Linked DNA regions of Homo sapiens: region 1 is linked to region 2. A link is an interaction called in ENCODE POLR2A ChIA-PET data of the cell type or tissue named here. Cell type or tissue: PC-3. All regions are shown on one strand.

Region 1 (5,000 bases), 490 kb after region 2:
GCCCTTCCCAAGCCTCCCTCGTGATCTGTTCTCAGCTCTGGCCCAGCTGAGCCACCGGCTCACCTCCAACACACTTCCCTTCCCTCCAGCTCCAGAACGGGTGCCCCGAAGCCAGGAGCTCTGAGCCTCAGCTGCAGCTCACTGTTCTCACCCTGGCTTCAGGAGCTCCAGATGTGTGTGCCTCCTGCCACCTCCCCTCAGAGCTGAGACTGGGAGATGCCTACATGTAGCTAAGGGACATTTCATTCAACCATTCATTCAATGTTTAATGAGCCCCAACTACGACCCAAGGGCCCTGTTCTAGTGGAAATGACATTCTAATGGGGGAGGCATGCAGTCCAGCGGTCATGAGGCAATCACAGCGCAGATTTAGTGGAAGTGATTTGCGGATATTGAGAGCACAGTGGGAAAAGGCCTCTCGCAGGCGGTGGGTGGCCGTTTAGGATGAGAACTGAAGGATGAGAGGTGCGTGCTGCGTGGTTGTGCAAGCTCCAGGCAGGGAACACAGGGCAGAGGACTCCAGTGGGCGTCTCTGAAGCGTCCAGTGCAAATGCTCAAAACTCAGTTGACAGCCTGGGCTACATGGTGAAACACCGTCTGTACTACAAAAATACAAAATTTTTCTTTTTTTTTTTTTTTGAGATGGAATCTTGCTCTGTTGCCCAGGCTGGAGTGAAGTGGTGCGATCTCAGCTGACTGCGACCTCTGCCTCCTGGGTTCAAGCAATTCTGACTCAGCCTCCCGAGTAGCTGCAATTACAGGTGTGCACCATCTTGCCTGGCTAATTTTTGTATTTCTAGTAGAGACAGGGTTTCACCATGTTGGCCAGGCTGGTCTCGAACTCCTGACCTCAGGTGATCTGCCCGCCTCAGCCTCCCAAAGTGCTAGGATTACAGGCATGAGCCACTGTGCCCAGCCCCCAGTTTTTTTAATTTAGCCGGGCGTGGTGCGTGCGCCTGTAGTCCCAGCTACTCGGAAGGCTGAGGCCTGAGAATCCCTTGGACCCAGGGGATGGAGGCTGCAGTGAGTCAAGTTCGTGTCACTGCACTCCAGCCTGGGTGACAGAGCGAGACCCTATCTCCAGGAAAAAAAAAAAACAAAAAAACTCAAAAACTAAATTCACAACCTATGCGATGCCCCTGCTGGCATTTCCCTGGGCCTCTGCTGCACTTTTAAGTGGATAATTACATAAGTATCTGTGTGCCTGCCCAAGTCTGACCCCCTACTCGAGGTAAGCTCTTTGGGACAGGGACAGCTCAGTGTTGCTCATCATTCATTGTATCTCGTGGACCCAGCACAGTCTGGCCCACCCTAGGGGCACCGTATTGATGGCTGCACAGTGGCTGAGGATGGATGAACTAAGGAAAGAACCTGCTGTGGAAATCCCGGAGTCCTCCCCTCCTTCACTGTGGTCCAGCTCAGTCCCACCCGGTGAACAGGGCTGGACACGCACACTTGGCTGGTGAAAGGGTGTGTGGAGAACCCCAAGTTGGCACCAAGCTCAGGGGGCTGCACTTCAGCCCTTTAAGGACTGAAAACAGCTTTCCCCACTTCCCTCTGCCTTTGTAGCAAGATATCCTCAGTTGAAATCACAGAAAGCATTTTGCAGTGGTAGAGCCACTCTGGACCCCACAGAAGACACCTATGGTGGGGGTGGGGGGAGAGTTCCTGCCTCTGATCGTCCCTCAGAAGAAACAGGGGGTCACCTAGGCCCTTTCCTGTTGCACAGAGGGGTCCAGCGTCACACGGCTAGTAGGTTGGTATGGTGGGTGGTATGCTATAGTAGTTTTTGAACTTAAAAAAAGAAAAATCGGTAGACTTTTCTGATATAAAACAGAAAAAAGTGGGTTAGCACAAGACACAGGTCATAAAGACCTTACTGATAAAACAGTTTGCAGTAAAGAAGCTGGCTAAAATCTACCAAAACCAATAAGGCTTATTTATTTATTTATTTATTTATTTATTTAGAGGCGGAGTTTCGCTCTTGTAGCCCAGGCTGGAGTGCAATGGTGCGATCTTGGCTCACTGCAACCTCCGCCTCCCGGGTTCAAGAGATTCTCCTGCCTCAGCCTCCCAAGTAGCTGGGACTACAGGCATGCTCCAGCACGCCTGGCTAATTTTGTATTATTATTATTATTTTTTTTAGTAGAGATGGGGTTTCTCCATGTTGGTCAGGCTGGTCTCAAATTCCCGACCTCTGGTGATCCACCCACCTCGGCCTCCCAAAGTGCTGGGATTACAGGCGTGAGCCACCGCACCCGGCCCAAGATGATTTCTTTACTGTAACCTGTAAATTCTTCTCAGTTGAAACCCTGCCTAAGAAAACTGAGCTTCTCTGCTAGAGAGGGGTGGTGCCGGGCACCCTGCCTGCCTCTCTTCACCTCTCCAAATTCCTTCCTGATCTTCTGATGAGCTTTCAACTGCATGGTGGAAGATGCCTGGGAACCAGGGGCAGGTTTCTACAGCAAAACTCAGCTCAAGTACGAAACTAATTTTTCTGTACCTTTCTGTAATGCAACACACAAAAAGCTTTAGCATCTTATTTTTTAGAGAGAGGGTCTTGCTCTTGTCACTCAGGCTGGGCAGTGGTGCAATCACAGCTCACTGCAGCCATGACCTCCCAGGGACTCAAGCAATCCTCCCACCTCAGCTTCCCGAGTAGCTGGGAGGACAGGCATGTGCCACCACACCCAGCTTTTTTTTTTTTTTTTTGAGACGGAGTCTCGCTCTGTCGCCCAGGCTGGAGTGCAGTGGCGCCATCTCGGCTCACTGCAAGCTCCGCCTCCCAGGTTCACGCCATTCTCCTGCCTCAGCCTCCCGAGTAGCTGGGACTACAGGCGCCCGCCACCACGCCCAGCTAATTTTTTGTATTTTTAGTAGAGACGCGGTTTCACCCTGTTAGCCAGGATGGTCTCGATCTCCTGACCTCATGATCCACCCGCCTCGGCCTCCCAAAGTGCTGGGATTACAGGTGTGAGCCACTGTGCCCGGCCCCAGCTAATTTTCTTGTTTTTGCAGAGACGAGTTTACACTGTATTACCCAGGCTGCTGTTGAACTCCTGGGCTCAAGAAATCCTCCTGCCTTGGCCTCTCAAAGTGCTGGGATTACAGGCATGAGCTACTGCAGTGGGCCCTTGGGATAATCCTTCAGAGGTGAATTATTCTACTGAAGATTCTGGCCAGGCACAGTGGCTCATACCTATAATCCCAGGACTTTGGGAGGCTGAGGTGGGTGGATTGCTTGAGCTCAGGAGTTCGAAACCAGCCTGGGCAACATGGTGAAACCTCTTCTCTACAAAAAATACAACAAAAATTAGCTGCGTGTGGTGGTGTGCACCTGTATTCCCAGCTACTGGGAGGGCTGAGGCAGGAGGAATGTTTGAGCCCCTGAGGTTGAGGCTGCAGTGAGCTATGATTGCATCACTGCACTCCAGCCTGGGGGACAGCGAGACCCTGTCTCAAACAAAACCACCACAAAGAAGAGATGCCAATATCTTAATGCCAGGATTATGAGGCATTTTCTTTTTTGCTCACTTCTATTTCTAGGTTTTCTACATAAATGTGTTACCTTTTGATAAGAAAACCATAGATGGCGTTACTACTGTTGCTCCCAAGTTGGGGAGAACCTCACAGCTGAGGGCGCTTGGCTCTCTGCTGCCCTCACTTGGCCTCTCCTCGCCAGGCCGGGGTAGGAGCTGAATGGGCTGCTGGAAGCCTGAGCCTCAGGTTTAAACATGATGTTCCCAACATCTTGAGGACCCGAGGTCAGTGAGCTCAGAGGCGTTTGTGGCTCCCGCTGCAGGAAGCTCCTGATGGGAAGCCGTCCCAGCCCTGCACCCTCATCTGCCCTCAGGGTCTGGTTCAGGTTGGTCCTGCCGGCCCCTGGGAGCCGGTCCCCCTGCTCACTGGCTGTGGTCCTCCTGCCCGCTGGGCACTGGGCCAGAATGACAGCCCACCTTGGTAGAGCTCCCTCTGCGTTGTGCTGTGGCTTAAGGGTCCCCATATCAGCCCCGGATGGCCGTCCTGTTACTCCCGTGTCAAACTGAAGCCAACAGAAATGCAGATCCCAGTCACCAGAAAGGTGACCCCAGAGCTTGTGCTGTGACACCCTGGCCATTCCCCATCCCCGCCGCCTCAGCATGGAGCCGTGCAGCAGCTCTAAGCCCTCTCTGAGGAAGACGAGGTCTTTTTCACAACCTGACCGTGGTCCCTGCAGCCAGGGGCAAGGACGGTCAGGGATGGCTGGTGGGCTCAGGCTTTTCTGAAGAGCTGAGCTGAGCATTTCCTGCCTGGACACCCTTCTCTGCGCAGCAAACTCTGGGGTGTCCTTCCGGCCCAGGCTCAGCCAGGCAGCGAGTCTCCTGTCCAAATCCCTAAGCCCCTCCAGGGACACTGTCTGGTCACACTGTGGCCACCCCAACCCGAGCCCCCCACTCCAGAACCCCCCGTTGAAGAGGAAAGAGAAAGTGGATGAGAGCCCCCTTAGCAGGGACCCTGCCCTACCTGGAAGGCCCGAGCTGCCCAAGCAAACGAATACAGACAGCCAGCAGGCATCATTCAAAGGCTGTATCTTTTTTGGTTTCCTTTTTTGCTTTTGTAAAGAAAAATAAGGTTGTGTTTTCTGTTTGAAACAAAACATAAAACCCCCTCCCGCTGGGCCTGTTCCCTGGCTCTGGGGGATGCTGGGACCGCAGGTCTGGGCAGGAGAGGCCAGGCTGCCCGGCTGAGAGGAGGGAGCGCCCTCAGAGCCAGAGATGGAGTGCATTTGGGAATGGAGTTTGATTAAGCAAAAAATAAAAAACCTCGACACACACACACACGCCTGCTATACAGAAATGGGGACCAAGAGGCGCTGCCTCCGAGTTGGAACCATTGCTGGCAGCTGGACTCAAAAGTCCTGATGCTGTCCTGGGGCCCCCATTCCCCACGTTTCAGGGGTAGGCAGGGCAGGAGGCGGCATCCACAGCTCTCAGGACAGGAGTCAGGGGAGAGGAGGGTGA
Region 2 (5,000 bases):
CACTTCCATTAAAATCTGGCCAATCAAGTCCTTAAAATCGGAGAATACTGTTGGAAAGGCAGAACAAAGAACAGGTTACACACAGTTCGAACACAGGTTACACAGCCCTTGAATAAGCCAGCTGACCCCAAATGGTTCGATGCAGTATCCTGGATTAGATTCTGGAATGGTAAAAGGATATTAGTGGAAAACCTAAATAAAGCCTTGTGTTTAGTTAGTAGTAATTTCTTAGTTTTGACAAATGTACCATGGTTATATAAGATATTAACGTCAGGGGAAACTGGGTAAAGTATATATAGGAACTCCCTGCACTAACTGAAACTATTCCAAAATTAAAAGTTTATTAAAAAGAAAGTTGGGGTACAGTCATTGAGAGTTACCGCTGATGTATATTAATTGTAAAAAGAAGCTACTCCCAACTATAGAGGTTACTTTATTATACTACAAATGCAACTGGGTTAATATTTCTTAGTCTAGATATGTTTTATAGATAGTAATAAAACTATTAAGTCCAAGGTTCAAAAGATTTTATGAAGGGTCCAACATCTAGTCACCATGTGGCTTTCAGGAGCAAATGCTACATTCTAGCTTCCTTCTTATTCTTTGCAGCTCCCAGTTGATTTACTGTTGGTCTTTAGATACATTTTAAATACCACTAAACAAAAGTTTTAACTCATGGAAATTTTATCTGATTTGGTTATTTAAAATTGCCACTTACATGTGTAAGACAGAGTTGCCACTTAACATGTGTAAGACACTTGTTTTAACAAAAGTTTTAACTCATGGAAATTTTATCTGATTTGGTTATTTAAAATTGCCACTTACATGTGTAAGACAGATTTGCCACTTACATGTGTAAGACAGAGAATCTTAAGATTTATAATAAGAATAACAAGTAGCAGAGTTTCAAATACATGGTCTGCTCCATTAGCAGAGTTAATAAGTAAAATCAGAAATAGTCTTATCTATCCTCCAGAAATACAAAGGACTTTTTTTTTCCCTCCTCAGAAGATAGGCAGCATAGAAAAGAGAAAGGTGATCTCCTTGATATTCACGCATCCATTTAAAATCTATCTATTGAGGGACTATTTTGTGCAAGATATCCTTCTAGGGATACATCAATGAGTAAAACAGACAAAAATCCCTACCATGAGGGAAGTTACATTCCAGTGATAGGCCAAAAAAACCACTCCAGCACACCTCCCATACCTCTTCTGCGTTCCAAATGACTACTGTAAAGAAAAAGGATAGTGCCCTATGATGCTGATATCTTGCTAAGAGTTTTATTATTTTGTTACAAGCTTGGCCTCTTAAAGTGGAATATCAGAAACACAGCAAAATGTCATTATGTTCTATCTTGCTAAGCAATTTAACCAAATAGACCAATTCCACCGTCTATACATGGCTTCATAGGCACTTAAAGCAGGTATAGCTCATACAGAACACTTCTCTCAGGATCCCTGGAGACCACCCACTATATCTATACTTCATAAGAGGAGGTAAGGCCAGGCTCGGTGGCTCAAGCCTGTAATCCCAGCACTTTGGGAGGCCGAGGCAGGCAGATCACGAGGTCAAGAGATCGAGACCATCCTGGCCAACATGGTGAAATCCTGTCTCTACTAAAACTACAAAAATGAGGCCAGGCACGGTGGCTCATGCCTGTAATCCCAGCACTTTGGGAGGCCAAGGCGGGCGGATCACGAGATCAGGAGATCGAGACCGTCCTGGCCAACATGGTGAAACCCTGTCTCTACTAAAAATACAAGAATTAGCTGGGTGTGGTGGCGCATGCCTGTAATCCCAACTCGGGAGGCTGAGGCTGGAGAATTGCTTGAACCCAGGAGGTGGGAGTTGCAGTGAGCCAAGACTGCGCCACTGCACTCCAGCCTGGTGCCAGAGCAAGACTCTGTCTCAAAAAAAAAAAAAAAAACAAAAACAAAACAAACAAAAAAAACTACAAAAATTAGCTGGGCGTGGTGGTGCACGCCTGTAGTCCCAGCTACTCCAGTGGCCGAGGCAGAAGAATCACTTGAACTCGGGAGGCAGAAGTTGCAGTCAGCTGAGATCATGCCACTGCACTCCAGCCTGGTGATAGGGTGAGATTCCATCTCAAAATAAATAAATAAATAAATAAATAAATAAATAAATAAATAAATAAATAAAGAGGAGGTAATGCTCTAAGCACCTTCTTACTACAAAGAGAAAAACTTCAACCCTGAGAAAATGGAGACCATTAACCTATTTACATAGTATTATAGAAATCATGGAAATGAAAAATAAGTTATCGATAAGATCAGTGGAAAGGGAAGAAAGTGGCTAAACAATTGTGTCCTCATCAAGAAGTATCCCTGTCATCAAAAATACAACCCAAGAGCAAGATGGAGTGAATGTGGATAACAGAGGGCAAAGATCTCACATCTTATTTTCTTGTCGAGTACTCTGCAGTAAGACTGCTGAGCTAGATTCCTACCTTCTTTTGGGTTCTGCTTAAACTGTGCAGAAAGAGAAGAAAGAAAGATGACATCTCTGTCCCGGTCCTTCCAAGAGACACGGAAGATCTTACAGACCAGCTGTAAGGCCTGCTCTTCAGACACTTCAGGGCCCGAGGAAGGCTCCTGGTGAAGAAGAAGATTTGCAGGTTAATTTCAAATAAGAGGTATGAGTTAGGTGTTTCAATAGGAATACGTTATTCTGATTTAATTCATTATTAGTGATGATATTTTAAAAATGCATGAAACCATTCACCCACTGATTAGGGGAAAAGTAAGCCTATTCCTATAACATCAAAGTTACAACATCTAAGTCTCATGAGCTTACAATACAATCTATGGGGAGCATAAAAGAGCAAAGATGGCCGGGCGTGGTGGCTCACACCTGTAATCCCAGCATTCTGGAAGGCCGAGGCCAGTGGATCACCTGAGGTCAGGAGCTCAAGACCAGCCTGGCCAACATGGTGAAACCCTGTCTCTACTAAAAATACAAAAATTAGCCAGGCGCGGTTGCGGGCCTGGCTACTCGGAGCTACTTGGGAGGCTGAGGCAGGAGAATCGCTTGAACCCAGGAGGCGGAGGTTGTGGTGAACCAAGATCACGCCATTGCACTCCAGCCTGGGCAACAGAGTGAGGCCCTGTCTCAAAAAAAAAAAAAAAAAAAAAAAAAAAAAAAAAAAAAGAGCAAAGTCATTATCAAAAGTCACCAAGGAAAAATATGTGACAGAGGATGTACATATCCTATCTATTTACTTTTCTGAATTCCATAGGACCAGGTTAACACTCCAGGTGCATGACCAATTTTCCTCCAGGAATTTTTCAAAATTGTAACATTTCTCATTACATACCACCACAGATAAAACAGCATATAAAAAAGAATTTTGTAAACATTAAAGAACTATACAAAATAAAGCACTGCACCACTAGGAGGCTACAGTGCAACTTCTTATTTTTTCCTTTGTTTGTCTTTATTTTTGTTTACAGTGCAACTTCCAATAATCATTAACATGTGTTGCTAAAGGATTCCTAATAATTTACTAAACAGAAAGTGATGTAATTATCTATATTAATACACACACACACACACACACACACACCCTAAATGCAGAGCACTAAGCTCAGGTGATATTCAAATATAAAGGCTTCATGTTTTCCAAAACCTTCTACTTGCGACTAGATTCTACATATTCTTGCTTCAATTCCCAGTCATTTTCCTCAGAATACTGCTAAAGATGTGATGATCTACTTGCTTAAAAGCAAAAGACCAGGCCAGGCGCAGTGGCTCACGCCTGTAATCCCACACTTTGGGAAGCCAAGGCAGGTGGATCATAAGGTCAATAGATCAAGACCATCCTGGCTAACACGGTGAAAACCCATCTCTACTAAAAATACAAAAAATTAGCTGGGCGTGGTGGCGGGCGCCTGTAGTCCCAGCTACTTGGGAAGCTGAGGCAGGAGAATGGTGTGAACCTGGGAGGCGGAGCTTGCAGTGAGCCGAGATCGCACCACTGCACTCCAGCCTGGGCGACAGAGCGAGACTCTGTCTCAAAAAAAAAAAAAAAAAAAAAAAAAAAAGCAAAAGACCAACAGAAAGAATTCTAATTTGCTCTAAATTAGTTCCTATTACAACCTAAATTTACTGATAAAATCATGGCCCTGAACCAAAAACAGATGGATATTATCAGATCAAAGGACTGAGTTACACTTTCATGAATAAGGGTAATCTAGGTTATTCATTTTTCCTCAAAAGAATAAAAATAATCACCTGCCTAGGACTTCCTGATTTCGGGTGGCCCCAATCTAACAGACTCTACAGATACAAGACATGAAATGTGTTTATTTCTATTACCTGTACCAAGGGCTTCATCGCTTACCAACCTTATCACTGAGGCTCCGCTTTTCTCTTCGATCATTTTCATCAACCTCCATGTTTTCAATTCCTGAATCCACATCCACCTGGGACATGCTTAAAGTACAAAAGACAAACAAGCCTTTTACCTTTTATAAATCCGCACAATGTCACTGTAGCTGCTGGGTGAGAAAATGTTTTAAAATATCAGTTAATCAGGAAAGGAAAATGATAATGGTCCATCTTTTTTCTTATTAATTTTTAAGAGTTCTTCATAAATTAGGATCTAAACAATTTGTCTCTTATACATGTTGGAAATATTTTTCCTAAGTTGTCATTTTCTTGGGCTTACTTTTTAAAAGTATATCATTGGCCGAGTGCAGTGGCTCACGCCTGTAATCCCAGCACTTTGGGAGGCCAAGGCAGGTGGATCACCTGAGGTCAGGAGTTCGAGATCAGCCTGACCAACATGGAGAAACCCCATCTCTACTAAAAATATAAAATTAGTCAGGCGTGGTGGCACATGCCTGTAATCCCAGCTACTCGGCAGGCTGATGCAGCAGAATCACTTGAACTCAGGACACAGAGGTTGCGGTAAGCCGAGATCGCACCATTGCACTCCAGCCTGGGCAACAAGAGCGAAACTCCGTCTCAAATAAATA

Evidence for each region. Peaks named below come from ENCODE experiments on the same cell type or tissue, not always from the same donor. Only the 100,000 strongest peaks of a DNase experiment are listed, where the experiment ranks them.
Region 1: POLR2A ChIA-PET joins it to region 2 with 12 read pairs; 2 of 35 experiments call an interaction of 5 or more read pairs at or near these places.

The regions. Positions count from the first base shown.
Region 1 is chr1:9,614,429-9,619,428 of GRCh38, reverse strand. TMEM201 (transmembrane protein 201) reads right to left here. Exons shown (of 11, transcript NM_001130924.3): 11 at 4,552-5,000. LOC124903837 reads right to left here and starts at 4,765. Exons shown (of 2, transcript XM_047436734.1): 1 at 3,957-4,765. The coding sequence starts at 4,765. RefSeq lists enhancers at 3,391-3,450, 3,460-4,004. In PC-3, a CTCF peak has its summit at 3,652; no DNase peak of the experiment used is centred here.
Region 2 is chr1:10,100,563-10,105,562 of GRCh38, reverse strand. It overlaps UBE4B (ubiquitination factor E4B), which reads right to left. Exons shown (of 28, transcript NM_001105562.3): 4 at 4,368-4,455; 5 at 2,471-2,615; 6 at 1-47. Among named protein-coding and RNA genes, the nearest start is that of UBE4B, 70 kb to the right of the region's middle. In PC-3, a CTCF peak has its summit at 3,439; no DNase peak of the experiment used is centred here.